4 separate regions of the Mus musculus genome follow, and regions 2, 3 and 4 are each linked to region 1. A link is a loop called in an ENCODE intact Hi-C map of the cell type or tissue named here. Cell type or tissue: left cerebral cortex. All regions are shown on one strand.

Evidence for each region. A loop is a pair of places that touch in the nucleus more often than their neighbours do. Peaks named below come from ENCODE experiments on the same cell type or tissue, not always from the same donor. Only the 100,000 strongest peaks of a DNase experiment are listed, where the experiment ranks them.
Region 2: a loop joins it to region 1, with 12 times the contacts of the local background. A loop is called at or near these places in 2 of 42 quality-filtered maps.
Region 3: a loop joins it to region 1, with 2.6 times the contacts of the local background. A loop is called at or near these places in 7 of 42 quality-filtered maps.
Region 4: a loop joins it to region 1, with 5 times the contacts of the local background. A loop is called at or near these places in 2 of 42 quality-filtered maps.

Annotation. Positions count from the first base shown.
Region 1 is chr15:43,537,961-43,545,960 of GRCm38, reverse strand. No RefSeq gene overlaps it. Among named protein-coding and RNA genes, the nearest start is that of Gm41316, 39 kb to the right of the region's middle. In left cerebral cortex, no CTCF peak of the experiment used is centred here; a DNase peak (open chromatin) is centred at 3,968.
Region 2 is chr15:43,714,331-43,722,330 of GRCm38, reverse strand. No RefSeq gene overlaps it. Among named protein-coding and RNA genes, the nearest start is that of Tmem74, 150 kb to the left of the region's middle. In left cerebral cortex, no CTCF peak of the experiment used is centred here; DNase peaks (open chromatin) are centred at 1,204 and 4,562; H3K27ac peaks cover 2,003 bases.
Region 3 is chr15:43,755,371-43,763,370 of GRCm38, reverse strand. No RefSeq gene overlaps it. Among named protein-coding and RNA genes, the nearest start is that of Tmem74, 110 kb to the left of the region's middle. In left cerebral cortex, a CTCF peak has its summit at 4,883 (motif pointing right); a DNase peak (open chromatin) is centred at 4,942.
Region 4 is chr15:43,691,962-43,699,961 of GRCm38, reverse strand. No RefSeq gene overlaps it. Among named protein-coding and RNA genes, the nearest start is that of Tmem74, 170 kb to the left of the region's middle. In left cerebral cortex, no CTCF peak of the experiment used is centred here; DNase peaks (open chromatin) are centred at 3,724 and 4,304; H3K27ac peaks cover 1,985 bases.

The sequences.
Region 1 (8,000 bases):
ATGTGTGTAAAAACATGTGTGGTGTGTATGCATGTGATACATGTGTGTGTGATATGTGCATGTATGTGTGACATGTGTGTTATATGGTGCAGGTGTGTGTGTGTGTGTGTGTGTGTGTGTGTGTGTGTGTGTTATGTGCAGATGTTTTGCAGAGAAAATCCCTCAAGTGTAAGCAATCCTCTTGTTGCTCAAGACTTGTTTTGATCATGGCTATACAGATAAATTCAAGAAGTTGTGCAACGGGCACCTCAGGAGGTTGATGGTCTTATAGACTCTAATCCCACAATACTCCACACCATCATTCTTTTAGAAAGGAAAATAACACATCCTTCATGAAGAAACCGAGGTAGACAGTGAATTCTCTCCCTCATAATTTTTCTTACTAGTCTTTCAGATTTTATAATATGATATGCTCTGAACCTTTTAGTAAAACGAAGGTTTCTCATTTCAGCCTAACTGCTGCTAATCTATTCCAAATGTTAACAATGCAAGTAAGGTCTGGTAACCATCCCTGCACTGAGCTGATAATAGGAGTAGAGCTGATCACCATCTGGTTTGGTTCAGAGTAGAACTTGCAGCCTAATAGTGCAGAATTTGAGTTGGAAGTCCCTTGCATTTCATGAATGCCACAAACAGAATTTAAACAAATGGCACTCCCCAATAGACATGAGTCCATATTCATTGCTCTGTAGGTTTGCTAAATATGGAATATCATATTACTAATTTTAGCAAATTCTAGGCTATATAAACAGGCCCAAACCTCTTAACATAAATTATGCCAGAGCTATTTAATGATAATTTACATGGTGATGCCTTTTAGGAGTTATGACAGAAACCCATTTTAGAAATAAAAAGCAAAATTTAAAATTGTGTTTTTCTTGCATGCTTCTCTTCCCAATGCTGCTGTTGTAGATCTATAAAAAATATGTTCTACTGCACCACATCATGCATAAATTAGAAAATCTGATTTACCTACAACTACTAGTGATTTTTAAATGGGTTGTTGGTCCAGACTAGAAGTGTATCACCAGTCCTTTTCAATTACAAATAATTTCAGCAGCAATCTAGATTTATACAAAGGAATCTTTCTTCTAATTATATTAAATTATAACCAGATTCAAACTTGTCTAAGAGTTTGGGAGCTCAGACCATGGATATTTAATAATCAGATCCATGTTCATCATAGTCTCATTGTATTGCCAATACTTTGAATTATGCCTGGCACACAGTAAGCATCTCCTAAATGAATGAAGCCCGAGAGACCTATATGGAAATTAACAAGTGTTTGGACAACATTGTTCTACTTTCTTGAAATTTCTGCTCCTTAGCCAGGGACATTTTCAAAGTTAATCAGAGAATATAAAGTTTTTATAAGCCTGGATGGCCTAGGCCTTTACAAGTATAACATCTACACTGGCAAATTAGCCCTATTTCCTGCAGATTAATTACTCAATTATTTATGTATGTACTCCATCTCCAAACAAAAGCTCAAGTAGGAGAGATAGTCCTCCTTCACAAACTTATTTGCTGTGTGTTGACACATGTACAAATATCACCAGATGCTCTCTTTATCACAAGAAAACAAAAATTGTATAGGTACTTCTATGTCTAAAGGAAAAGAGCCTGAGAGAAGACACAAGAAACAGAGAGCCACTTGTTTATCCACTCAGGGATCCTATAAAAACACTAAAATAGAAACCGTAATATATATGCAAAGGATGTGATGCAGACCCTTGAAGGCCTTGTATATGCTGCTTCCATCTCTGTGAGTTCATACGTACTTTGGTCATATTGATTTACAAAGTATTGTTTTATCAGTATCCTTCATCCCCTTTGACTTTTATACTCTTTGACTCTTCTCTTCCACAGGGTTCCCTGAGTCTTGAGGGGAGGAATTTGATTTAGGACTGAGCATTCCAAGGCCTCTCATTCTTTGCATAGTTTTTGGTTGTGGGTCTCCGGTGATGGCGAGTAAGGAATTGAGCTATAGGCATAGCAGAATGTCATTAGGAATCATTTTATTGATACATATTTGCATAGAATAATTGTATTTCATTATTATTGTTTGTAGTGATAACTGTTTTTCATAGATTGAAAGGTCTGAATATAAGGCTGAATTTGCAAGACAAAATGTTAATCACCAAACATAGTTTTCTACATTTATTTTCAGGCAAATCCATGTTTAAAGGTACTAAAAGTGGTATAAATGTATCATTAAAGGCCTACCAATTTGCTATTTTAAGGTCATCCAATGAATTCTTCTTAGATTATTCTGAGAATCCTCTGAGATTAGGCAGTTCTTTAACTTCATTTTTATCCTATGCCTTTTAGCTGATCTCTCTGCTCAACAGAGCACCTCTCCTCTTCCAGCCAAAAGTCTCACGTCTGTAATGTCTGCTTTTCTTTTAACTGTATGCTTTTTTTTTTTTGATTTTTATAATTAAGCAAGGTTGAGGTCTAGCAGCAAACTTATTTCTCTGTTCTGTTTTCTTGCTTTTCTTTTCAAGTTTCCCATCCCCTCTTTTTCAGACTCTGCACATCACGTGTCAGGAGCCGGGTGTATATTTGCTTTGTCATCCACTAGACATAATTCTGTGGATGGGAGTGGTACCTCTGTAGCATATTATATCTTGTGCCAATAAATCCCCATGGTACCAGGAAAATCCTTGTGTACTGTGATGAAGGTGCCTTCTAAGATCCAAGAAAGGAAACACTATTCCACATCTACACCTAAGAGAAACTTCATGTACTTTGTTTTTCTTTACTATCTGACAGCTCTGCACTTTTAGAAGTGAAGCAGAGTTGGATCTGCTTAATGTGTGGAAAGAAGGCAGAGATACTCAACAGGGTAAGTTTTCACTCCCATCCCCACCCCCACATCATTGCTGACCTCACCTGTTCACAGCAGTATGATAGAAAGTTAACACAGTGATTCAAGAATATTGTACACATTCTAAACTCTCACTGTGCCCCAAATCTCAGGACAGATCTTTTAAAGACTCAATTCTAAAATTCTAAAATTGAGTTTCTTGATAAGAATCTACTTGTCCATGGTGATTGGAAATGGGTTAGAATGAGAAGTGATATCACTCTACTTGAAAAGTAAAGTCAAATATGTATAATGTAATCTTGGAAATACATGTGCCCTTTGCCTGCTCCATTCTCAAAAGCTACTGATTAAAAAAAAAAATACTTGTCTCCCCTGTAGGGTTGCAGACCCCTTCAGCTCCTAGCATACTTTCTCTAGCTCCTCCATTGGGGGCCCTGTGTTCCATCCAATAGATGACTGTGAGCATCCACTTCTGTATTTGCCAAACACTGGCATATAGCCTCACAAGAACCAGTACCCCCAGAACTCGTGTCTCTAGCTGCATATGTAGCAGAGGATGGTTTAGTCAGCCACCATTGGGAGGAGAGGCCCTTGGTCTTGCGAAGATTATATGCCCCAGTACAGGGGAATGCCAGGGCCAGGAAGCGGGAGTGGGTGGGTTGGGGAGTATGGCGGGGGGGAAGGTATAGGGGACTTTCAGGATAGCATTTGAAATGTAAATGAGGAAAATATCTAATAATAAAAAAGAAAAGAAAAAAAATACTCGTCACTGCTAAACATTCCCTTTCCCTCAGGACTCCCCGACTCAAGTGCAGCATTCTGCTTGAAGCCGAGTTATAACAACCTTAGTAAATTATCTTCTGGAACTCAGTAAATGTGTACAAGCATAGGTTTGATGGTTGAAGCTTTAAAAATGTGTGCGTGTGTGACAAAAATAAATAAATGGAGACACTAGCTTATATTCCCAGTCTACAAAAATAATTCAGATCTTGTTTTATCATTTGCTCTTAAAAAATAAATGTCTGGTAAGCAGAAGGCAATATTTAGTATAGTAATGAATGGCCTCCTTGCCTCATTTCCAAATGCAAGCCTGCTGTGGAACAATTGTGTCTAACTTCTTCCCACCTCTTGCATATGGGCCAGTCTTGTTTTTCCAAAGGATATTTTCATCCATGGTTCCACTACAGTGCTGCTAATTTTGTTCATTTCGTTGCTAAAAAGGTTTAGCAATTTTGTTGAGCCTCAGCAATGTTTTAAATCTTACATACAACTGTGTGCTAAGTGGATAAAGTAATGTCATCGTTTATAGATGTGCCAAAAAAAGATGCTCATTTTTTTTTTGGTTTCATGCTAAGCTATTTGACAGTGTTATGAATCAAGATAATATTCACAAATAGAAATTCTAAGTGTTAGTTTTCAGCACCCATTCAGGTAGCATGTATGGTGATTTCCTCACCATAATGGCAAAGCTGAATAATTGTGGAAAGACTTTTAGGCTCACACACACTAAGCTATTTTCTATATAGGACTGCATTTGATCTGCATCACAATGCATTCTATAAACTACAGGCAGGCTTTTGAATTTTCCCCTACAAATCGACCCTTAGAAGAATGCAGAAGAGGAACACAGGCTCAGTTCAGCACTACAAAAATCACGATTGTTCACTGTTCATCCTCAGAACAAAACTAACAAAATTTGCAATATCCAAACCTGTCTTCAGTCTCTGCCTGACTCACTGAGTCGATGCCAAAAGGTGCTGCACACAAAGTATGTAGGGTCTTTTCGCATTTGATGACTGGAAAGTAAACTGAGGAACAGATAGGCCACTGTCTCCATGCATTCAAAGGATTTTTGAAACATGAACATATACAAGCTGTGTTAATGAGATTTTTCTTCACTATGACATAACATCTGACACAAACAACTCAAAGAAATTATTTTGGCCCCCAGTTGCAGGGGTCTCTATTCACAGTCCCTGACTCATTTCTCTGCAGTTTTACTGAGACAGTACATCATGGCAGAAGGGCACAGTACAGGAAAACGTCTCACACTTTGGCAGCTCAGGAACCAAGAGAATACCCTATGCCAGTGAGTTCTTTCTGTCCATTTTATTCCCTCTGGGTTCCCAACCTATTAATGTCAGTTCCATTCAAGGTGCCCCCTGCCCCACCTCAGACAATACTCTCCAGAAACTTACTTGCAAACACACAGAGGTAAACTTTACTTAGTCTCTCAATCCAGTCCAGTTGACACCAATCCATCATAAGTCAACTTGATATAAAAAAAAAATTCTGCTGCCAAAGTCCTTAGTACATCTAATAATGTACTAGGTTAATCTTCAAGAGGACCTAGAATCATAACAATTCCATTATTGTTCAAAAGTGCAAGTGCAGAGCCTCCTCTGAGAAATCAAGGGAAGCTAGTACATCTATACACCCTGCAAAATTTAAAAAGGTAGTTAAATGATTCCCACATACAATGACATTGAGGAAATATCCCCATCCCAAGAAGGATAGCTAGAATAGGAGGGTGAATTAGACAAAATCAAGACTACAACAGAGGCCAAATATTACATTCTGTAGCCCCACGTTAACAAGTGACTCAGTGGGTAAAGACACCTGTCTCCAAAACTCACCTGAGTCCAATCCACAAAACACATGACAGAAGAAAAAATTCTTACAAGTTGTCTTCTGCTCTCCAATTCAAGCTCATTTCCCTGTACACAAAGCAGAGAAATATACTAAAAACATTTTAGAAAGCAACACCAAAGTCTGTACCTTCATGTCCAGTATGGGAGCGTGTGGTTGAATGATATAGGCTGCTATTGGCAAGCCAGGTGACCTCATTCCTGTGCTGCCTGCCTGCTGCTTAGAGCGCTCCTTCCCAGATATTACATGTGTCTCAAGCATTGGAATTGCAGTTATGTACCATCATGTGTAGCTTTTTAAAAACATAAATGCTAGGCATCCAAACTGAGATCCTTGTGCATCTTTGCCAGCCATTCCTAGAACCTCACTCAACTCAGCTTTTAGCTCAACATTTCTATCAGCATTTGGCTTTCTGAGCTCTCTGCTTATAGAATTTAAGGTGAATCTTAATTTTTCTAAACTGTTGCCACAAACCACCTCAGAGGCTTCTGAACTGCATGGTTATACTATCACCGCAAGACCCTACTTCTTACATTAGGTGTCTATGCTAAGTAGACTCTTTGCCATTGTGACAAAATATTTGACAGAAATAAAGGTTCATTTTGGTTTAAAGATTTCAATCTAAGGGACCTTTCCTCTGTGTTTCCTGACCTTGGTGATATAACACTTGTACTGCAGGAAAGCCTTTTAGCTTGTGACAGCTAGGTTGGCTTTTCCTGTCAGCTTGACACAAGTAGCCTTACCTGGAAACAGAAACCTCAACTGAGAAATTGAGCCTTACAAATCCAGTCCTGAACTTCCTGCTCTCCTCTCTCCGAATTCAAATTTTCTTAAACTATTATTTAGGAATTTTCCAGTCACCAGGAAATAGACAATCATGATCTCACAGGAAGACAGTTGCATTTGTCTTAAAATAGACATGAAAGCTAATTTATAAATTCTCATTTACAAATGAAACACTCCACTAACTTGTAAGGACTGCATTTCAAGAAATGTTCAACATCCTTAGCCAGTAGGGAAGAGCAAATCAAACCTATTTTGAGATTCCATCTTACATTTGTCAGAATGGCTAGGAGCACTAATACAAATGACACCTTATGCTGGTAAGGATGTGGTGCAAGAATATTCCTTCATTGTTGGTGAGAGTGGAAACTCATCTAGCCACTATAGAAATCAATATGACTGTTCCTCAGAAAACTGGGAATCTACCTAACTCAAAACTTAGTAATACCACACTTAGACATAAACCTAAAAGATGTCCTGTTCTACCATGTGGACATTTCTCATCTATGTTCAGGATTCATAATAGCCAGAAACTTGAAACAACCCTCAAGCAACTAATAGATAAAGAAAATGTGGCACATTTACACAATGGAGTATTACTCGTCTGCTAGGAAAACATGACGTCGTGAAATTAGCATGTAAATGGAAGGAATTAGAAAAAAAATTTATCTTGAGTGAGGCAACCCAGACATAGAATGATAAACACAATATGTATTGAATTAGAATTGGATATTTGCTATTAGTACAGGATAGTCATACTACAATCCACAGACCCAGAGAAGTTATATAAAGAGCAGAGGTCTAGGAGGGAGGCACAGAATTTTCTGGGAAGGAGAACTAGAATAGATTTTGTGGATGAACTAGGAGTAGGAGGGTATAGGAACAAGAGAGATCATCGTGGGGTAGGTGGGATGGAGGGAGAGCCCACAGGGAGAGACAACTGGAATAGGTGAATATTTAGGGGGTGATGTAGAAACCTAGTGCAGTGGAAACTTCCTGGAGTTTATCAGGGTGACCCTAGAGAGGACTCCTAGTAATGGAGGATATGGAGCCTGAACTGGCCATCTTCTGTAGCCAGGTTAGGTTATCAGTGGTGGGACTGGGACACCAACCTATGAACCAGTACTGCTTGCAATAAATGCACTGGGACAATGGTGGCTCTGAGCTTGTGGGAGTAGCCAACCAATAACTGGTCTAACTGGAAGTCCAACCACTAGAGGAAGCTCATGCCTGACCCTGCCTGGATGGCCAGGATTCAGAAGCTGGATGGCTCAGAGATCAAAGGTAGAACCAAACACAGTTGGCAAAAATAAATATGTATGTCCGTACACATGTACGCAGGGATGCTTGTATCTATGTCATAGATGGGTGCCTAGTGATCATCAGAGAGGCTTCCACTAGTAGTTGGTGTAAGCAGGAATAGGGACCCATGGACAAACATTAGGTGGAGCTCCAGGAACACTTGAAGAAGAGAGGGAGAAAGGATTGTAGGAGCCAGCATGGTCAGGAACACCAGGAAAACATGGGCCACAGAATCAATTAAGCAGGGCTCAAAAGTGGCTCACAAAGACTAAAGCTGCAACAACAGAGATGGTATGGGTCTGCATTAGACCCTTTGCATACATGATGTGGTTGGGGGGGTTGCTGGGACTCCAAACAGTGGAAGTATTGCTATTTTGATATCAGTGAAGAACATCAGCTGTAGTAGCAATGATGAGATAGTTGTGATTATCAGTGA
Region 2 (8,000 bases), 180 kb before region 1:
GGATGAAGTCTTGACTCTAAAAATGGATTAAGGAATAATAATAATAAAAAAAAGACATAGATGTTCCCCAAAACAATCAAGCTAGCTTGATTTTAAAGATGTTTTATTTTTTTAATTATGTGTTTGACTCTGTATCTGTAGATATATGTGCACATCAGTGTAGGCTCTAGCAGAGACAAATAGAGGTGCTTGCAACTGCTGGAGTTGAAGTTACAGGTAATTGTGGGCCACCTGATGTTGGTAATATTCCTTCTTCAATGCACTATGCACTGCTGAGCCATGTCTCCAGTACCTGTAGTGATTAATTAACTGTTAACCTTACTAAATTTATGGTCATATGGGGACAAATTCTTGATGGGTTGGGCTTGTTTGTGGGAGACTGTCTTGATTTTTAATTGATGTGGAAAGACAGCCCTCTGTGAGTGACACAATTCCCTAGGCAGTGGTTCCTGCATAAACTTGTTGGGAACAAGCACACTGGCAGCATGGATGCTTTTCTTTCTCTCTGCTCTTGGCTGTGTTCTTGTTATGTGTCAAGTTCCTTGAGTTTCTGCCTTGGCTTCTCTAAAACGGTGGGTGTACTGTGACCTGAATTTGTAAGCTAATGTAAATTCTTTCACCGAAGTAACAAAAGATCACCTTTCAAATTTACATTCAATTTTGTCCCACATTTTATGTAAGTCTTACAACTTATAGCTCCTTCTTAAAGGCTAGTTGAGTCTTCTCTCAGGCTTTTTCATTTTTTTCTTTCTTTCTTTAAATTGTCACCTTACTAGAGAAATAATATGAATAATATAATCCCAGTTTCATAATTTACCATACTGAAGTATATCAATATTATATTCCATCAAGTTCCATTAAATATTTCCATCTATTTCCAAATAAATGTCATTCTCTGCAGTAGGACTCTTTCAACAAGTATGGGTAGCTTCATTTGAGGTCCATGTCCCATCCTAGTGCATTTTAATTCATGTGTCAAATTCTCTAGATTGCTGTGTCACCTTCTCTAAATTTCATTCTTCTTTTTCTTTTTCTTTTTTCTTTCTTTCTTTTTTTTTTTTTTTTGCCACTTAGCTCGATGAGAGTCTAACAGAGTTTTTAAAATTTTATTTCAATGTGCTTTGAAAAAATAGAATAGGCCTGTAGCCAGAGTTACTTTACAGAGCTTGTTATACTGGCTAGAAACAGACTCAGCATTTGTCTAACACCTGATGACTCACTGGGTTCCACTAACTGGGATTTCAAAATGTTAATTCAATTGCCATATATGGTAGCTGTGAGGATTTCCTGTTAGATTTTTCAGAAATACTCATTGCATTGTGGTGGCTGTTTATTTTGAATAAATAAGGAAAAATATGAATAAATAAGGAATGTTTTCTTGCCCTGAGAAGCCATGTTGACAGCCCCATTTTAGAAATTTCTAAGGAAATCTGAATTTTACCTTTCTTTTAATTTTAGACCTCCAAGAAGAACCTGAGGTAAGAATTACAGTTCAAGTAATTTTCTAGGTATAGGCAACACTGAAGAAAATTGCATTTTAAAAAAAGAAGGAAGTACTAAAGATGTGCTATTGTGACACTTAGCACAGTATATTACCACAGGAAAATCTGGCATTAGTATAAAGCATGTGTGTCAGAATTACCTCAACCAAGAAGAGGAGGACTGATGTGGATCTCCACCAACTTCCAAATTATCTTAAGAACTTTTTCTTGCCGGGCATGGTGGTCCACGCCTTTAATCCCAGCACTTGGGAGGCAGAGGCAGGTGGATTTCTGAGTTCGAGGGCAGCCTGGTCTACAAAGTGAGTTCCAGGACAGCCAGGGCTATACAGAGAAACCCTGTCTCAAAACAAAACAAAACAAAACAAAAAGAACTTTTTCTTTCTCTTGGGGTGGGAATGATTAATTCTTCTCTGCTTCTGAGCCATGACTTTTCACAGTTGGGAGGAAGGGATTAATCCTTGGGTTCACCCCATGTGTAGAACTGACCATTGTCACTTGAGCAACACATAATATCAAGTCTTCAAGAAATTCATGCATTTGACATTCAGAAAACTATGGTTAGAGCTAGCATTCCTGGCAACACCTTAGTTCAAACGATAAATCTTGAAGGATTAATGAATATTTAAGTTTCCTCATACAGGCGTCAGGATTTAACTGAAAAGTCAAGTTGAGTCATGCAGTTCGAGCATTCATCTCTAACGAAAACATCGGAAAGTATTATTATACTATCTACCACAGTGACAACTGGAATGAATTCCCAACGAGAATTCTGGTATTTGTGCAAAAACACATTCCTCCAAAAAATTCCAACCAAGAGGACACTTAATTTAGTATTTTGTGAAAATGTTGGAAAATTTAAAAATATTTTAACCTACACATTGTCTTTAGAATACACACACACACACACACACACACACACAAGTGCATGCACACACTTATACAATAATAATTATAGGAAAAGAACTCATGAATTTGAGAGACAGTGACCGAGCACTAGAATTGAAGTATGAGGGAGGAGGAGGGGAAGTTAGGCAAAACAGTGTACTCATGATTGAAATTCTCAACATGAAGAACAGACCTAAACTTAAACCAAAGTAAAAGTATTACTTATAAACCAAATAATGTTCAAACATTCTGATAGCAGTACTCATCTATTAATTTAAAGTCTGACCAGAACAGTGGGCATGGGTATTTTCATCACAAATGGATTTGTCTAGACTTGGCATTTTTCCCACATTTCCAAGGTTTTATCATTGCCCTACACAAACTGCCCTTGCATTATGTGGTCTGGAGAATTTGCTTGAAGCCTGTTTGAAGTCTATCACTCAGGTGCTTTAGAGTTTTGCAGGTTTCTTGGTAACCTTTTTCAGCTGACTTCTCTTGGGCCACATTCTCTCTGGAATACTACTAGTTATCATTAAGTATGACTCTATTCACCTCTTAGCATTTTGAAGAGCTTTCTAAGAATGGGGCTTGTATTCAAAATAAGCCTTCTAATTTAACAATGTCAAGATGCTTCCAGTGTAGGCTATTATCCAACAGCCCAATATTATTAGGTCATGTGATAGTGAAGGCAGAAATGTGTATTTCTAGTAGCCACAGAGTATTCCATTTAGTTACCTGTTGTACCTGGTAAGAACATAAGATAAATATCATTCCTGAAATAAATTTCCAACCATGTGTGAATATAATAAAATGATTTCATGGGGCTGTTAGGTGAACTAGTGGATTCTTAACATACCATAATGTCTTGTGTTAGTTAGAGCATTATTTCTTCTGCCATGCCTTTTACAGTATAAGGTAGATCTCATAAGCTTGGTGTTACAGCACTTCTATAGGGCAGGCGTACCACAGCTTTCCATAATGCATAGTCCACAGCTATATTGTCCATTCAAAGATTTGGTCATAAAAGATAAATATGAGAATGTGTCTTTATAATTAACACTGGCAAAAAGGTTAGGGTTAACATTTTCTTTCTATCATTCTATGGGCTAAGGATGTATACTTCTAGAGCCACCCTTCAAACAGCTACAAGATCAACTGGATGAAATAACAAATTCCTTAAGCATCCAACCTGAATCATGAGTAGCTCTTTACAAATACTTGACTTTATTTTTTTTAATTATATAATTTAAGAGGAAACTGAACCCAAAAGATGATGACTGTCCAAGGACTTGAATGTATGTCCTTAGAATACTGCAATCATGATTTTCTATTTGCATTTCTGCTACATCAGGAACTAACTGTCTGTCATCAACTCTTTGAGCTAAATTATTTTTTTTTCCTTTGTGTCTTTTTGAAATTTTTCAGTTCCGTCCTCTGTGAACCAGAATTTGGAATCACTGTTTTGTGCTGAACTGAATTCAATCCTATTCATTCTCTATGATATGTCCCAACCAAAACAACAGCCTCGAAACACTTGACTACTGAGGCTAAAAGGCATGAAATTGTGGATTTTATGGGATGTGGTGACATTCAACATCTGAAGAATTTTGTGCACTGACCATTTTTCAGAAAATTCTGAAGAAGTAAGGAAGTTGAAATGCATCTCTTTGTATATTTTAATCCTTAGAATGGAAACACTATTATAACAAAGTTGACTGGCCATACAATCTACAAATAGCAAAGAACCTCCATCTCTATGTGAGTTTTGCACAGAACAGTTTCAAGGAGGCTGAAGAGTGTTCCTAGGTTCAACCTGACAGCCCCACAAAGCAACTCTACTGGTCCAGTATGCAGTATTCATCCATGATATAACTTTTCACAGAACAAGCCAACAAGTTGTTGACCCTGTCTCAAAACAAGAGTATATTATATTTTCCTAATTTTATAGACATCAAAGCAATAGATCTGGACAACTAAAGACATTTTGTATAACTTTATTTCAGTATTTGGTAATGTTTAGACATAGCCTCCAGTCCCTAGATGAAGTCATTCCCTACTGTTAGGAACTTTTTCTTTTTCCCTGCCCACTCCAAATGGGCTCACAGTTCTTTATTTAGCACCATAGAAGGGCTCATTTGCCAGCACTGCCTTCACTTTACTTGGCTTCAATTACACAAACTAACCGCACACCATTGGATGGCAGCTGCTGTAGCAATGTGCCTGCCCTTTCCAAATTCATGAGTGGAGATTTTCCACCCACTGTGTCAGGTACAGAAACTCAAAGAAGCATCAAAATTCTCTAGTGCAAAGAAGGAAGAATTCCAACATCATAGTCTTACTTCTAAAGTTAAGTTGTTTGGACCTACTGCCACATACAGAAGAATAATAAAACCTACCAGGGTTTTAACTGATTCATCACTCTGATCCTAGCAATATGCTAAATTCCTTGAACATATTATCTTAATTCATGCCTTATTTTGAAGGTAATCAATGTAAAAATTGTTTATTAAGTAATATATCAAACTCTTAGATAATCAAATGCATTCCTATCTTATGCTTTAAGTCATAAATGGTTTTAATTCAGTTGAGCTGTTGCTCTTCTCCTGTAGACTTGTGGTCCCTGTAGACTGTCAGCTCCCAGCTGCTGGGCAATACCAGTTACATATTTGTGGCCCACTAATCTCTCTCCACCCTGCCAGCTTCCCTGCTCCTGACCACAGAGTGACAACATCAGTTCTACCATGCCATGGAAAACAGGACTCAACATTTCATGAGAGCCAACCCATCGAAGAGTTTCTTGGGTTGTGAAAATCCTCTTAAGCATTTCCATATTTCATTAACCTCAGATTCACCTGCTTCTCTTTGGGTCTTAGGGGTCATTGACCATGAGAAAACTCTGAGTGCAACCACAAATAAAAAGTAGTGTGGTTGCCTTTGGCACAGGAGACTGTGTGAACCTGCAATGTGCTGGTACAGATCAATGGGCATATGGGGCCTAGGAGAATCCTAGTTTTAGGCTACCCTGAAAACCAAGGCATGTCAGGACTCTGAGTTGGTAGTGAAATTTTGCTTCTGCTCATAGAGCAGGTGGCTTGTCTTTTAAGGTAGTCTGAGATATTGACAGCCAAATATAGAAGAAACAACTTTCAGGAGTGAGTGCTGACCATCAGGGGTTTCTGATGACTTCAGCCTATTACAGCCACATTCAGCTAATGCAGCTAGGTACCCTCATCAGATGCCAGGTTGTTTACTGGATCAAAATTACTGCTTTGGTGAGACTGATGGGGCACCTTTTAAGTCTGATCTATCCAGCTGTTCCCTGGCAACAAACCCGTCATCTCACTGAGCATAGGCATGATATTCTAAACTTTTTTGTCTAGTGGGCTTCTTTCTTAACATGATCACTGGTCATTTTCTGGGACTCTGATCCAGCATAACTGGAGATGTTTAGTTATTTATTTATTTGTTTGTTTGTTTGTTTGTTTAATATGCAAAATTTTACAGATTGACTTTGTTTTCTTTGTGTTTGTTTGAGACAGTGTCCTATGTAGTCTAGCTGGACCTAGAACTTAATATATGGCCAAGGATAATCTTTGATAATCAAGGATAATGTTCCTCCTGCTTCTGACTTTAGAATGCTGGGATTACAGGTCTGGGCCAACATGACTGCCTCATTGATTTTCTTGTGAAGGCTAAGTTGGCCTGGAGTACCTGGGATACATCTCTTTTGATAATGATGCATCAACCTTATCATTTGCTTCTGGATACAGTTTGCTAGTGTTTTTATACAATTGATTATTCTTTCATTTGTCTGTGTTCATGAAGGGTATTGGTCTAAAATTCTCTTGTAATGCATTTAGTGTGAATTTCCTAGAAGTCTGTATACTAATAGTCTCTTTTAACCTTAAATATTAACAGAATTCCTCATAAAATCATTTGGGCTTGGAGTCATATGTGTTTGAAGTTTCCATGACATTTGGATGGATTCATTTGCTTTTAAGATTTTTTTCAAACTTCATCTTAAATCAATTTTAATAAATAGTGATTTTTTTCTTTTCACATTTTCACGTAAGATAAAACTATTACATTGAAGTCAGAAAAGACAGACAAAGAGAAGGAAAAGAGCACAAAAGAGTGGACAAGAATCAGAATCCTAATTGAATATGTTCTTATGAATTTCATAAAAGCACTAAATCAGAAGTTATTACATTTATACAGAGGATCTGCTACAGACCCCTGCAGCCCATTTGCATGTTACTTCAGGTTCTATGAGTTCATATGAGCTTTGCTCATGTTAACTTAGGGGGCTTTGTTTCCTTGTTATCCTCCATCCCTTATGGTTCTTATGTTTTTTTCAGCCTTCTCTTTGTCAGGGTTCCCTGCAATCTGAGGGGATTATTTGACAGTGACATCCCACTTACAAATGAGTGTTCTAAGGTATCTCACTCTGTGTAATACCTAGTTGTGGGCCTCTGTATTTGTTCCCATCTCCTTCAAGAGGAAGCTTCTCTGATGATGGTTGAACAAAGCACTAATCTCTAAGTAGAGTAGAAGAATATTACTAGCAATCATTTTATCACTATTCTTTATTCTCTTCTGTTCTCTTTTCTTCTGTTTCTTTTCTTTTAGAACAGTAGTACCTCTTTTCACCCTATGTCTCTAAGGTATCAAATTTCAGGTTCTTGATCACCTAAGCAGTGCTGTGTATGTGTTGCATCTTAAGGATTGGGCCATAAGTCAATTCAGTTATTGGTTGGTTACTTCTATAAAATGCTAGCCACCATTGCCCTAACATATCTTGCAGATAGTGGCTGACTTGGTTTTTGTGCTTTTCCTTTCATAGCATGCACACTACCTTCCTGTAATGAAGATGCTGGAACATAGGGGTGAAGTCTCTATGTAGGCACCATATAGACAACTCCATAGTCTGTGAGTTGTGCAGGTATTGTTTTCAGCAATGCGGCTTTACTGTCAATTTGTGAGAGTAACCTAAAGTCTTGGCAACAGAATGAATTGTTTGATTATTCCCATGGTCTCTCTTTCTATTGGGTTATTTTCTTTTTATTGGGTTATTCTCTAATAACTCAATTAGGTGTAACCCAACACCAGTTCTGGAAGCTTCATTTGCTGACAAGAGATGGCCAGTTGCGTCTCTGTTTCCCCCTGCCCCCTTTAATTGGTAATTTCATTTAACTTCATTCACATGTGTATTTTAGGGGGTTTCTACTGTATTAGGTTTCCTTTACAACCCCTCAAATGGCAATTAATTTTAGCTGTCTCTCCCCATATGTCCTTCCACTCCCCATTCTCAACTTCCCATCCCATTCTAGACCCAGAGATCCATCCATATACACCTACTCTATTTCCCTTTCCTAATGAGAACTATGTGTTCCCTCTAGTCTCTCATTCCATACCTAACCTCTATGGTTCTGTGGATTGTAGTTTGGTTATAATTGACTTAATAGCAAATATTTACATATGAGTGAATACATAACATATTTACTTTTCTGGGTATAGGATATCACACTCATGATTTTTTTCTCATTCACTCTATTGCTTATAAATTTCATGATGTCACTTTTGTTTGGCTTTTTGTTTGTTTGTTTGTTTGTT
Region 3 (8,000 bases), 220 kb before region 1:
TTTTTATTACGTATTTTCCTCAATTACATTTCCAATGCTAACCCAAAAGTCCCCCATACACTCCCCCGCACTTCCCTACCCACCCATTCCCATTTTTTGGCCCTGGAGTTCCCCTGTACTGGGGCATATAAAGTTTGCATGTCCAATAGGCCTCTCTTTCCAGTGATGGCCGACTAGGCCATCTTTTGATACATATGCAGCTAGTGTCAAGAGCTCCTGGGTATTGGTTAGTTCATAATGTTGCACCTACAGGGCTGCAGATCTCTTTAGCTCCTTGGTTGCTTTCTCTAGCTCCTCCATTAGGGGCCCTGTGATCCATCCAATAGCTGACTGTGAGCATCCACTTATGTGTTTGCTAGGTCCTGGCCTAGTCTCACAAGAGACAGCTATATCAGGGTCCTTTCAGCAAACGCTTCCTAGTGTATGCAATGGTGTCATCATTTGGAGGCTAATTATGGGATGGATCCCTGGATATGGCAGTCTCTAGATGGTCCATCCTTTTGTCTCAGCTCCAAACTTTGGCTCTGTAACTCCTTCCATGGGTGATTGTTTCCAATTCTAAGAAGGGGCAAAGAGTCCACACTTTAGTCTTCATTCTTCAGTTTCATGTGTTTTGCAAATTATATCTTGTATCTCGCTATACTAAGTTTCTGGGTTAATATCCACTTATCAGTGAGTACATATCATTTGAGTTCTTTTGTGATTGTGTTACCTCACTCAGGATGAGTCTAACCATTTGCCTAGGAATTTCATAAATTCATTCTTTTTAATAGCTGAGTAGTATTCCATTATGTAAATGTACCACATTTTCTGTATCCATTCCTCTGTTGAGGGGCATCTGGGTTCTTTCCAGCTTCTGGCTATTATAAATAAGGCTGCTATGGACATAGTGGAGCATGTGTCCTTCTTACTGGTTGGGACATCTTCTGGATATATGCCCAGGAGAGGTATTGCAGGATCCTCCTGTAGTACTATGTCCAATTTTCTGAGGAACCGCCAGACTGATTTCCAGAGTGGTTGTACAAGCTTGCAATCCCACCAACAATGGAGGAGTGTTCCTCTTTCTCCACATCCAGCCAGCATCTGCTATCACCTGAATTTTTTATCTTAGCCATTCTGACTGGTGTGAGATGGAATCTCAGGGTTGTTTTGATTTGCATTTCTCTGATGATTAAGGATGTTGAACATTTTTTCAGGTGCTTCTCAGCCATTCGGTATTCCTCAGGTGAGAATTCTTTGTTTAGCTCTGAGCCCCATTTTTTAATGGGATTATTTGATTTTCTGGAGTCCACCCTCTTGAGTTCTTTATATATATTGAATATTAGTCCCCTATCTGATTTAGGATAGGTAAAGATCCTTTCCCAATCTGTTGGTGGCCTTTTTGCCTTATTGATGGTGTCTTTTGCCTTGCAAAAGCTTTGCAGTTTTATGAGGTCCCATTTGTCAATCCTCGATCTTAAAGCACAAGCCATTGCTGTTCTATTCAGGAATTTTTCCCCTGTGCCCATATCTTTGAGGCTTTTCCCCACTTTCTCCTCTATAAGTTTCAGTGTCTCTGGTTTTAGGTAGAGTTCCTTGATCCACTTAGATTTGACCTTAGTACAAGGAGTTAGGAATTGATCAATTCGCATTCTTCTACATGATAACCACCAGTTGTGCCAGCACAATTTGTTGAAAATGCTGTCTTTCTTCCACTGGATGGTTTTAGCTCCCTTGTCGAAGATCAAGTGACCATAGGTGTGTGGGTTCATTTCTGGGTCTTCAATTCTATTCCATTGGTCTACTTGTCTGTCACTATACCAGTACCATGCAGTTTTTATCACAATTGCTCTGTAGTACAGCTTTAGGTCCGGCATGGTGATTCCACCACTGGTTCTTTTATCTTTGAGAAGAGTTTTTGCTATCCTAGGTTTTTTGTTATTCCAGATGAATTTGCAGATTCCCCTTTCTAATCCGTTGAAGAATTGAGTTGAAATTTTTATGGGGATTGCATTGAATCTGTAGATTGCTTTTGGCAAGATAGCCATTTTTACAATGTTGATCCTGCCAATCCATGAGCATGGGAGATCTTTCCATCTTCTGAGATCTTCTTTAATTTCTTTCTTCAGAGACTTGAAGTTCTTATCATACAGATCTTTCACTTCCTTAGAGTCACGCCAAGGTATTTTATATTATTTGTGACTATTGAGAATGGTGTTGTTTCCCTAATTTCTTTCTCAGCCTGTTTATTCTTTGTGTAGAGAAAGGCCATTGACTTGTTTGAGTTAATTTTATATCCAGCTACTTCATTGAGGCTGTTTATCAGGTTTAGGAGTTCTCTGGTGGAATTTTTAGGGTCACTTATATATACTATCATATCATCTGCAAAAAGTGATATTTTGACTTCATCTTTTCCAATTTGTATCCCCTTGATCTCCTTTTGTTGTCGAATTGCTCTGGCTAGGACTTTAAGGACTATGTTGAAGAGGTAGGGAGAGAGTGGACAGCCTTGTCTAGTCCCTGATTTTAGTGGGATTGCTTCCAGCTTCTTACCATTTACTTTGATGTTGGCTACTGGTTTGCTGTAGATTGCTTTTATCATGTTTAGGTATGGGCGTTGAATTCCTGATCTTTCCAAGACTTTTATCATGAATGGGTGTTGGATCTTGTCAAATGCTTTCTCCGCATCTAATGAGATGTTCATGTGGTTTTTGTCTTTGTGTTGAGGAATACCGAATGGCTGAAAAGCACCTGAAAAAATGCTCAGCATCCTTAATCATCAGAGAAATGCAAATCAAAACAACCCCGAGATTCCATCTCCCACCAGTCAGAATGGCTAAGATAAAAAATTCAGGTGACAGCAGATGCTGGCTGGATGTGGAGAAAGAGGAACACTCCTTCATTGTTGGTGGGATTGCAAGCTTGTACAACCACTCTGGAAATCAGTCTGGCGGTTCCCAGAAAATTGGACATAGTACTACCGGAGAATCCTGCAATACCTCTCCTGGGCATATATCCAGAAGATGTCCCAACCAGTAAGAAGGACACATGCTCCACTATGTTCATAGCAGCCTTATTTATAATAGCCAGAAGCTGGAAAGAACCCAGATGCCTCCCAACAGAGGAATGGATACAAAAAATGTGGTACATTTACACAATGGGGTACGACTCAGCTATTAAAAAGAATGAATTTGTGAAATTCCTAGGCAAATGGTTGGACCTAGAGGGCATCATCCTGTGTGAGATAACACAGTCACAAAAGAACTCAAATGATATGTACTCACTGATAAGTGGATATCAACCCAGAAACTTAGTATAGCGAGATATAAGAGACAATTTGTAAAACACATGAAACTGAAGAAGAATGAAGACCAAAGTGTGGACACTTTGCCCCTTCTTAGAATTGGAAACAATCACCCATGGAAGGAGTTACAGAGACAAAGTTTGGAGCTGAGACAAAAGGATGGATCATCTAGAGACTGCCATATCCAGGGATCCATCCCATAATTAGCCTCCAAATGATGACACCATTTCATACACTAGGAAGCGTTTGCTGAAAGGACCCTGATATAGCTGTCTCTTGTGAGACTAGGCTGGGGCCTAGCAAACACGTAAGTGGATGCTCACAGTCAGCTATTGGATGGATCACGGGGCCCCCAATGGAGGAGATAGAGAAAGCAATCAAGGAGCTAAAGAGATCTGCAACCCTGTAGGTGCAACAACATTATGAACTAACCAGTACCCAGGAGCTCTTGACTCTAGCTGCATATGTATCAAAAGATGGCCTGGTAAGCCATCACTGGAAAGAGAGGCCCATTGGACATGCAAACTTTATATGCCCCAGTACAGGGGAACACCAGAGCCAAAAAGTGGGAATAGGTGGGTAGGGGAGTTGAGGGTATGGGGGACTTTTGGGTTAGCATTGGAAATGTAATTGAGGAAAATACATAATAAAAAAAAAGATTCCATACCACAAGGACAAAAAAAAAATAAAAAGAGTGTTATGAATACCTGATTGAAATTTGGCATTGTGCTCCTTTTATTTCATAAGGGACCTTGAAAACCTGGACAGTAAGAAACCAGTTCCTTTAGACAGCCTTCCTCCATCCCTTTCAGTCTGAGATGGGTGAGTCCTTCCAGACACAGAAGGTCTCTGTTGGAGGGTGTCATCAAAGTGCTGTCTCTAATCATTGACTTGCATTTTTATCTTCTGAATGGGTACAGACGAGTCCAGCTCTTCGTGGTTATTGTATTCATGGCATCTTAGCACATAGTGGATGATTGATGACTGTTTGCTAAAGGATTATCTTTAGTGGAATAGAATATTAAATCTGTTCTTATAGACCAAATGTTCTCTTAAACTCTCTTGCCTGGAAATCTGCAGACTATGATCTCTCTCTCTCTCTCTCTCTCTCTCTCTCTCTCTCTCTCTCTCTCTCTCTTCTCTTAAACTCTCTTGCCTGGAAATCTGCAGACTATGATCTCTCTTTCTCTCTCTCTCTCTCTCTCTCTCTCTCTCTCTCTCTCTCTCTCTCTTTCTTCTCTTAAACTCTCTTGCCTGGAAATCTGCAGACTATGATCTCTCTCTCTCTCTCTCTCTCTCTCTCTCTCTCTCTCTCTCTCTCTCTCTCACACACACACACACACACACACACACACACACACACACACACACAAACAATAAGAATATCTGTAATCCTGGCTCTGGTCTAGTGAATTTGGAAAATGTATCATAGGTCATGGTGGTTCCTTCTATGCTTCCTTGTTGCTGATATCTTCAGTTCTCAGATATAGACAAGCAGGTGGAGCTTTTCAAGCATAGAACTCTTTTTTGGTTAAATAATAAAATTTAACCTCTGTCCCCAATTTTACAAACACAGGAACTGTTAATGTCTTTGGTATTTTTGCCAATGATCCAGAAGGGGGCAGCATTTATTCACAGTAACGAAACTTAGCAACCCTTTCAAAGTCTTCAAAGCTAGACAAAATGGCCAATTAAACAGTTGGTGTATTTATATACGTCAAGAACAGAGAAAAGTGTGGGTATCCTAGCATCCACTTTGCTGTATAGGCATCTCATGAAAAAATAACATATAGCTCCATGAAAGAAAATCACTCACGACTGAATCCTTGATGCTGGGCACAGTTTTTAGTACATATTGGTGCTCAAAACATTCATTATTTATAAATACTACAGGTATAATGCATTGACAGAATCATTCCACAACACAAATGTAAACTAGAACAACCCATGTGTGGATCTCTTTTTACTCAGCACTGTTTTCATGGACCTAACTCAGTTCTGTATATATGCAGCTCCAACTCATATATTTACTTAACAAATATGCTGAACACCTGACATATAGTTTTTTTAAAAAAAAAAACATGATCTACTCTTCTTAACAAAATATACACCATCAACTGGATCCTGGAATAAGGGTTAAATTGGAGTTGAACTGTACTTTCATGTGTACCATGTGATAGATTTCATGGCAGAAATGAGTCTAATTAATACTAGACACATCAGGGAGTAAAAATGACGATTTGGGATCAGATGATCTACCTGTTCAGCTACTTTTAAATGTTACTACCTATGTCACCTTCCTCCCAGTAAAGGTTGATTGTAACCCACCTTCTCAGGTAGAGATAAGGATGAGAGGGTTTGCTACCGTTCCAATGTTGCACAGCTGAGCACTCACAGGTTTACTTCTATCCAGTCTTCTCCCGAGGGTTCCACAGCCCTTTGTGTAGTATCAGCCCCATCCACTCACCATCTATAACAGTTTTCACAAAGACTCAATCTTTAGAACTATTTTAGGCTCAAAGCAAATGTAAACTTATCAGTTCATTCAGGAACTAATATATAATTTGGCATTATGTAAACTCTTAGTATCACACCCCTATAGAATGAAATAGATCTCCCCTCTTTTATCCTATAAGACTTTAACAATCTTGTTCTTTATATTTAGTTATAAATCCATATTTTATTCAAAAAAATTGAAGATCTCTACCTGATATTCTCTCTGATTCCTCTGTCTCTCTCTGTGTCTCTCTGTGTCTATCTATCTATCTATCTATCTATCTATCTATCTATCTATCATCTTTCTCCTTCCCTCTCCCTCTTCCCTCTATCTCTCCTTTTCACTCTTTCCTTCCTCTATACCTGTCTCTTCTATTTTCCTTTCTCTCTTCCTCTCTCTGTTTCTTAAACTATCAAGCAGTTCTTCCAACATTTGTCAAAAAAAAGACAAAGTTTTCTCAGTCTCATTGACTTTCTTCCATTAAGTCACTGCATTTTAATATATCTATTTGAGACTATTTGTTACTGATCTACTTGGTTATATTTTGGCCAATAATTACAGCTTTATTTTGAGTCTTCAAGTTATATGATATAAATGGTTCAGCTATATAGTTCTTCTTTCCTCTTGTATTGGTTATTCTTGATTTTTGCCCCACACAGAACTATAGAATCATTATTTTTAGTATTCCATAGAATAACTTCTGGCATTTTAACTGGATTTTTGTAGAGTGGTTGCATTGGGAAATCTTGCCAACTTTGAGTATTCTGTCTATGAAAATAGAATATCCCCTATTTTTCCTCTTTAATTTGTCTCATAATTTTGCAGGTTACCTTAAATAGATATCATACACATTTTGTTATATTTGTACCTATCTAATTTTGATAGGGGTATACATATAGACATATATTGTATTTTGTATTTTAAATTTTAGTTTTTCATTGCTAATATTTAGAAAATGATTTGCTTTGTAGCCTGATCTTATATCTTGGCACTCTTGTATAGTAGTTTATTAGTTCCAATGGGTTTATTTTCTCATTTTTTCAGATTTCCTAGATGGCTAATCATGTCATCTGTGAACAAGAGAAATTCTATTTCGTTTTTCTTGATCTTCCCTTCTTAATTCCCTTCCATGCCCTGTTTCATTTCCTAAGATTTCTAGTATGATGCAGAAAGGAGTTGCGAACAGAGAACATTTTGTCCTGATCTTCGCAAATAATCTTCTAAATTCCTTTAGATGCTAATGTTAGTTGTACAGTTGTCTTTGTAGGTGTTTTCTATCATATTTAGTAAGTTTTCTCTGGTTTTCTGGGAGTTGTTTTTTTTGTTTTTGTTTTTTTTAAACTGTGAATTGATACAGGATTTTGTCATCTACTCTTTCTGCTTCTATTATGATTACGTGATTTCTTCTTTAGCTTATTGTTATCTTATTGATTTTTCACATGTTGATTCAGAGCTGATAAAATGGCTCAGCTGGTAAAAAGCATTTGCCATCAAGCCCAGCAACTTAAGTTAAATATTCAGGATCAACATGGTAGATAAAGAGGAGGACTCCTATAAGTTGCCTTGTGATTTCCATACATAAACTAAGTCATGAAACACACACACACACACACACACACACACACACACACACACACACAGAGTAACATTTTTTTAAGGTTCACTCAGGAGCTGGAGTGATAGCTTGGTGGTTAGCAGCTATTCTTCCAGAGGACCAGCATTCAATTCCCTGCACCCATATGGCAGCTCACAACTGTCGGTAACTCCAGTTCAAGGGGACTCTACAACCTTAGAAAAACATGAATGCAGGCAAAACACCAATGCACTAAAAAAAAAAATTATAAAAAAAGGTTAACTCGACTTAGCATACCTGGAATAAATCGGATTTTGAAGGGAAGGTGAGGGGAGAGGAAGAGGGAGGGGTAGGAAAAGGAAGAGCTGAGGGGAGAGGACAGGGGAGTTTAAGGGAAAGGAGAGAGGAGGGGAGGGCAGGGGAGGGGAGGAGAGGAGAGGAGAGGAGAGGAGAGGAGAGGAGAGGAGAGGAGAGGAGAGGAGAGGAGAGGAGAGGAGAGGAGAGGAGAGGAGAATCAGTGGTGATTCTGGGAACAAAGGGCAGTGGCTAGCTAGAGATTTATAAGAAGAGCCCAGATCTTGCCCAGCTTGTCTGGGAACATTTTCTCTTTGAGGGTGATTTGTTAAGGTCAGACTTTCCAGAGAGTC
Region 4 (8,000 bases), 150 kb before region 1:
TGGATTAAAGGCTAGTACTACCACCTCTGGACTTAAGGATTCCTTTTCCTGAACCTTGCTTCATACCAGGCTGGCCATAAACTCTGTTTCCTGGGATTAAAGGCATGACTATAGTCTAGCTGGATCAGCAAATCTAGAAGGACTTTGGATAGTATACCTTGTCAGAGCAACCATGTTGGTGGACTAGAATTTCTCTACACAGGAGAATCAAAGGAAGAAAGCGTTCTTGAAAAAGAAACTGAATGCAAGCTACCAATTGCCTTGGAAAACTTGAGCACAATAAAAACCAAAAAGTTGAGTATCTGATACAAGTGTGGATAAAATCCAGACACCTATCACTAGCTCTAGGTCGTGTCCATATCTTTTGTTTTGAAGGAAAAAATTGTCTTTTACTTGCTAAACATTAAATTACATGTTGATTTATGTTTTTTTTTTCTGTACTTTTTCTATATGCGTTCCTTCATGCTGGTTATTTTTACCAAGTATCCTTATGTTCACAGATCTTCCCCATCTTGGAAAAGTGAAAGTTAATTTTACCTACTGCTATTATCTAAATATCATCGGATCCCTCCTTTTTCTTTTATTGATTACCTTTCTTACATCAGAGACATTGATAGTGTAGGTATGATGCATTTATTATTTTTATTTCCCCTCTAATTATCCTTTTAGCTTCCAGTTTTCATTACTGAAATGCCAATTATCTCCAAAGTCATTAATAATTAACTAGTTATAAACCAGAAAAATCTTCTAGCCTTTATATTCAAGTTATCAGGTAAGGGTCATAATTTCAGATTTACCATTGACACTCAAATTATTTGCTTTACTAGAGACTAGAAAAGTACTAAATAAATAAATGAACCATGATTCAGATTGCTATCTGCCTAGCCTAGAGCTTTCCTCATCACCCAACTGGGAGTGTTTGTTTGTTTGCTTGCTTTTGCTTTTGCTTTTTATTTCTTTCTCATAATCATTATTCTGAGATTCATTTGCTATACCAGCTTTCCCTTCACAACTTTTGTTACTACACAACCAGCTCCTTTGTAATGTTGTAGATTTGACTTTGTAAACTCCCCCCTCATTTCTAATACATCCAGAAGATCTGGATTTACACTCACCTCTAAAGACAATGTGATATTAAAAGAGCAAATATGGCAAGTTCAAATGTGCATGGGTATGTTTATGCTTCTCCCCCTCCCCCCTTTTGTTATCTGTCTGCTGCTTCTTGGAGGGTTCCCATGCACCAAGCTTCAAAGATGTAACTGCTGAAAATAGTTAACTAACTTATATGATTTCATAGAATCCATGTCTTTCTTTGTACCCGGATAATCTGGTGCTTGTTGGGGTCTCTCTAAGACAGACATTACACTTAGAATTTACACAGCCTGTAGCCACCAGAAATGAGTCGCCAGCTGGCCATTCTGCTCTTGCAGCAATGGCTATGAATCTTCTCATTTTATTTCATCTTGTTCTCATTCAATACCTGGTCTTAGTGACTACCAGACTGTTGGTCCCTGGAATTTTAATTTATGGTGATTAAAGTCCACATCTCAAAATAATAGATCTTTCAATTCTCTAAGGACATTTTGTGTTATAGTTTGGTTTTACTTACCATGTAATTTGAACCATTCCTGGATGCTTCAGAGCATTTGCCAGCCAAAATTTCAGTATTCTGAAACTCAAACATAGCTCTAATATATTTGGCCAATACCTGAGCAAGCTACACCCAAGCCTGAGAAGAGTAGCACATACTTAATCAAGTGAATTCGTGTCTTTATTCTCAAGCTAACTGGGAGAGTCATGGACACTGATTCTGATTATCTTTTGGATGTCTCCATGGTTTAGCCCCATGCTTTGTGCTTGGTAGTTGGTAAATCTTTATAAAATGAAGCTGCCTAGAACTTACAGATTCAGTTTTTAACTGTGCCAAACACTCTCCTTCTAAACTGTAATGATTCAACATTTCCCTTATGTGTAAATCAGCATATTGATTGGAATTGTCTATAAAACAGTGTAACATTTAAATGTCTCAAGTGAATACTTTAAAATGATTTTTATGACTACTATATACTCATAAAACCCCAAAGAAAAAGGTTTTCATTTGTTATGAATTCTGAACCTAATTCCATTTTTATAATGATTTCTTTAGAAAAAAATCTAGAGTTTGAAGGGGCTTGATTTTTCATTTAAATTGAAACTGTGAACATTTTAAAATAGTAGACACTCATATGGTATTATAAGATTTGCTTTTCCTAAGGGAAAAAAAAATCAGAATTTCCCTTGTACATGTCTCTAGACTTAATTTTGTATTTTTCGATGTGTAGTTTGTTATCTACACTTTGAAATAGGACACACACATATGTAACCACGGAGATTCTATCTGAATTCTTCACTTTGCACTGGATGTGGTGAATATAATCAGAGTGCTATACATTTGTCTCTTCAGAATTGCAATGATTGTAAGAGTGGTTGCAACTCAACTCAAGAGAATCAGAAACTAGCAACCACAGGGAGAACAGCCTGTTTATGAAATGGAAATCCCCACTAGTGTAGAAAGCTGGGCATGATGACACATGCCTTTAATCCCAACAATCAGGAGGCAAAGAAAGGTGGATCTTTGAATTCGAGGCCACACTGTTCTACACTGCAAGTTCTAGGACAATCAGGTACAGAATACCTACCTCCCCAAGAAGTTGCTGCTAAGAGTTTGGGGCCAAAAAATCCTAATCTGAGAGTATCAGCATCCTAGGTTCAGCCCTATACATCAATTAATAAGATGAGTAGTGGTAAAAAGCAGAGGAAACTGATGTGATGAATGTGGAATGTAATGATGTAATGGAAGGTGAACAAAGAAAAGAGGTCTAGTGGCCACATCTTTGGGACATGCACGATAAATCAGTGTAAGGCAAAATATGATCTATTAGCTCACTATCTCAGCTCCAGTTACACAGGTAGTGAGAATAAATGATCATGCTGTCATGGCTTGAGGGTCATCGTCTTGTTTCTATAAGATAATAACTAGACAGAAAGACCAACAGAGTCAACTAAGCTAGATCCTTGGGGGCTCCTTGAGTATGAACCACCAACCAAAGTGCAAGCATGAACTGAACCTTGGCCTCTGCATAAATGTAGCAGATGTACAGCTTGCTCTTCATGAAGATTCCCCATCAAGTGGAGTAGCGACTGTTCCTGAATCTGTTGCCTTCCTTGGATCCTGTTTCTCTAACTGGGCTGCCTTGACTGGCCTCAATGAAAGAGGATGTGCCTTGTCCTGCAGTGACTGATGTACAAGTGGGGTGAGGGGTAGAAAAGGGGTGATGCAGGGTGGGGATACCCCTTCTTTCATGAGAAGGGGATGGGGGAATGAGAAAGGGACCTGTGAGAGCGGTGGACTTGGAAGAGAGGGGCAGCTGATATTGGGATGTAAAGTGGATAAAAATAAATTTAAGAAAATATTAAAAAGAAGATGATTCCTGCTCATAGGGGTTGTCCTGTGAGGTTTTGTGTTCCTGGAATATAGGATAACTGCAGGTATAGAACAAAGGCTCTTCTCTTCTGCCTTGAAAGAGAATGATGTAGGGTAAGTGTGATGGTTTAGAAGGTGTGGCCCTGTTGGAGTAGATGCAGCTTTGTTGGAGTACATGTGTCATTGTGGGTGTAGGCTTTAAGACTGTCATCTTCTCTGCCTGGAAACCAGTATTCTGTTAGCAGCCTTTAGATGAAGATATACAACTCTCAGTTCCTCCTGCACCATGTCTGCCTGGATGCTGCCATGTTCCATCCTTGAAGATAATGGACTGAACCTCTGAACCTGTAAGTCAGTCCAAATTGAATGTTGTTCCTATAAAAGTTGCCTTGGTCATGGTGTCTGTACATAGCAATAAAATCCTAACTAAGACAATAAGCATCGCCAGATTATAGATAGATAAACCCATTGAGGGATTAATAAACCTGTAAAGAGCTAAGTGGGAAACACAGCATAAGTGGAAAGATACTTGGTTTCCTTCTGCTTCCAGCTGCTATGAGGACACAAATGACTGCATGTTCCTCAGCCAGCAGCTTCTAAGCACTTGTGGAGAATGGGCTTGTGGAAAATATCATTGCCATGTGAGGAGACTGTTAGGTGACTAGTTATTTTCTCCCCTTCAGTTCTGAACTGAAGCACAATGGAGCAGTGCAAATGGAGATAAAAGGGTTGCAGCTGGAGAGCTGCAGAAATAAACTTCCCATGAAGCAAATGCACTCACCCACTCAGTCTGTGGGGGAAAGACAGTCCAATGCCTCCTCCAGCAACTTTTCACATGGTCTACCAGAGCGAATTCTCTGCAGACAGGCAGACAACTGGGAGTGGGAGGAATTACACTTGCCAGGTTTCCCTGGAAAACTTGCCAATCTTACAGTGACTCCACATCTCCAAGGAAGAGAGAGCAAACAGAAAGAAAGGGAAAATTTCCATTGAAAAGAAACAAAGAGTAGGATCCCCACCCCCATCAAAGCTGACAGGGAATCAGCCTACCCCTAACTGGGTCTGTCTGCTCTGCTCCGCAGAATAGTGTCTGAGGACCAGTGAAGCATAAGAGCAGATTTCCATGTAGGTGAGTTTTCAGGACTGTGCTTCAATTTCATTGTGCAACAACAGTTTTGTCTCTGTAATTCCACTTGCTTTAAGAGAATTTACTCCAAGCCAGGCATGGTGGCACACGCCTTTAATCCCAGCACTCAGGAGGCAGAGGCAGGCGAATTTCTGAGTTCAAGGCCAGCCTGGTCTACAAAGTGAGTTCCAGGGCAGTCAGGGCTATACAGAGAAACCCTGTCTCGAAAAATAAATAAATTAATTTAAAAAAAAAAGAAAAGAAAAAGAATTTACTCCCTCATTGATTACCAGAAGAAAAACACATTTTTTGAGTGATCTGACTGTGGGTTATTTTTTCAATTAATTAATTAATTTATTCACTTTACCTTCCAATATCAGCCCCCCTCCAAGTTCTTCCCTCCATTTCTCCCTCTACTTCTCCTCTAAGAAGGAGGAGGTGCTCTGGGTATCACATCCCCCTGGTACCAACAGAGTCAACAAACCTGAATGTTTAGGGGCTCCCAAATTCTGAATTACCAACCAAAGCCCCCCATATGTACCAAATATGTAGCTTGGTCTTCATATGGGTCCCCCAACAACTAGAAGGGGAGCAATCCTTGAATTTGTTGCCTGCCTGTAGATTCCATTCCCCTAACTGTGATGCCTTGCCTGGCCTCAGTGGGAGAGGATATCCCTAGTCCTTTAGTGACTGAAAAAGTCATTTTTTTTAAGGTTATATTCTTCTGGGAGAACGCAGACCATAAGCAAATCAAATGCTTATACAGAACTTTAGTGTGAGGGCCCAACTCACCAGCAAAGCAGATGCCACAACAGGATCCTTCTGCACACGTTTATTGGGAAAGCTTGATTGCAGAGGTGAAAAGACCCCGAGCCCAGAACTGGTGCTGCTTATATAGGCCTAGGAGATTGGTTATGCATTTACTACCTCATTTACATGTCTATATCCGATTGGTTATGCTCTCAGAACTTAACAGAACCTCATTAACATACCTCACTTACATATCTACACCTGATTGGTTATGCTCTCAGTACCTCACAGAACCTCATTAACATGCCTGGGCCAGGCAGTGACTCAGCAAAAAACTTTACTGCATATGTACACATTGGTTGTTTACCCAAACTTATGCATGGTGGCCAGCGGTAGGCAGCGCCACCTTGTAATGGCATATGTGGCTTCCCACACTTTAGGTGGTAGGAAGCACTAACAAAAAAAGAAAGATATAGAAAGATGTCAAACAATTTTGAATAGAGAGATTAGAAAGACTCTGAGAGAACAAAATGATTGAGCTGGAAATAAGGAAAGGACAACCCAGTCTAATACTCTTCTGGGTTTGATCTAAGGGAGATAGATGAGATACAACATAGGTCGAGAGGTTAAAGGGGAAATGGTAATCCAACAATCACAGATTTTTACAGGCAAGTGCAACGACATTGACTTTTATGAGAAGACAATGCAAATGTGTAGCAGAGAGTATAATCTTTATATTTTAGACAAAATTATTCTAGATACTGCCTTCAATTGTAGAATCACACTGGAGGAGAGGGTATAACTCTTGAGAACTAAAATCATACCAGCCAGACAGAAAGGTTATTGACTTTTCTACCAAGGATGACGACAAAATTGGAACCTAAAACAGATGTTGATGCTCAGTGTTATATTATATGGGAAATTTTTAGATGTCTTTGAGGACCTTTCTTGGTGCTTGGGTTGGCTTAATCTCAAGAGTCAGGATCCCAGACATGTCACACAAAGGCTCTAGAGTAAGTGGCCTCTAGAATATTTATCTCATAAATTCCAAGAATAAAATTCATGAACTTATGGTAAGAAGAAGCTCATCCATCCAGTTGGTCTAGCCTTGAGGTTCAAAGTATCTGGATTGGTCACATCCTCATATAGCTTCCAGAGAAGGGTAAGAGATAGCAAGGGACCAGGAGCCAGAATTCTCTTGAGCTATCACTGGCCTCTAGTACAGGTATTTTCAGAACAGCTGTTTTGGAGTCCATGAATTCCTGAACAGTTTTTATCTCATGTTCTCAACAATATGCCAGAAAATCTGGTTAAGAAAGACAAGATACCTGTGTGTGTGGATGGATTCATTTGTTTGTTTTGGAAATTATTTTTAATCCGTTTATCAAATGTATTGAGCATATCCCTCCCCATATCTGATGATTCCCCCATCTTACCCCTTTCATTGATCTCCTTTTCTCCCCAGTTCCACTTATACATTCATGTACACACATGACATTATGCATTTATTGCATCTAGAGCCCTCAAATGAGAGAAAACTTGCAATAGGAATCTTTCTGATCCAGACTTAATACATTTAATATTATGTCTTACAGTTGAGTTTTATAAAACCAAGTATAAATGGAAGAATCTGAGGGAAGGTTGTAGACACTGACAGACTTTACATATACAGAAAAAAAAGGGTGGATGTTGCCATGTGGACTTTTGTGTTCTAGGGTAGGGAGATGTTTGCATCAGGTGATCTCTATTTTCTAGTCAATCTTGAAGTAATTCCCCAAGAAGGAAAAGTTTATAAAGCTCTTAGTCATTATGAAATGGAAAGGTTATCAGACACTACTAAGATACCAGCCAGTCTTGAAGATTCTAATTTCTAAGTAATCCTAGTTTGTGGATATAAACAAAGTCTTGGTTTTACCATGTTTAGTACCTTACATGCTAAGAATGTTCCAGATTTCAAGCTTAGAATTTACTGCAGTGGTGTGGAAAATAGAAAATGTAGTAGAAATGAATGTTTCCAGTAAGGGTATCAGAGAATTGATAGCTATAGAATCCAAACTGAACCAAAAATTACCTAACAAAGGTAGTTAAAATTAATATTTTATAGTAAATCAGAGTACTATATTAGTAGATCTCAAATGAGCTATTTATTATGTAACAGAAATGATGATTTGTGACATCAAGATTTTTATTTGCACTAACCAAAGGAAGCTCTTATATACTATATAAAACACACAATACATAGGACATTTAATAAGAACAAACTTCATAGTAAAATGATCATGTTCCATGGTTGTGACATTTGATTTACCACTCTGACAAACTATCTTTATTTTGTGCATTCCACACTGGTTTTATTTGGTTCAAGCCAAAATCCCATGTGATTCTGTCTGTTGTTCTCTGGAATTTTTCAGCAGACATAGGCAGGATAAAATAATTGAGGTTGGTCAAGTCTCTTAACAAAGGATTGAATGTCCTCTTATGACATTCCAAAGAGATGATTTAGCTAAGTAGAATAAAGCACAAAAGAAGCTGTGGCCTTGACCAGAGAGTCTCTCTAGAGAGATTTGCATTATGTTGACTTGTTTCAAAGGAATACTCATTAAGGAGATATTGTAGGTACTGGAAAGATGGCTCAGTGGTTAAGAGTACTGACTGTTCTTC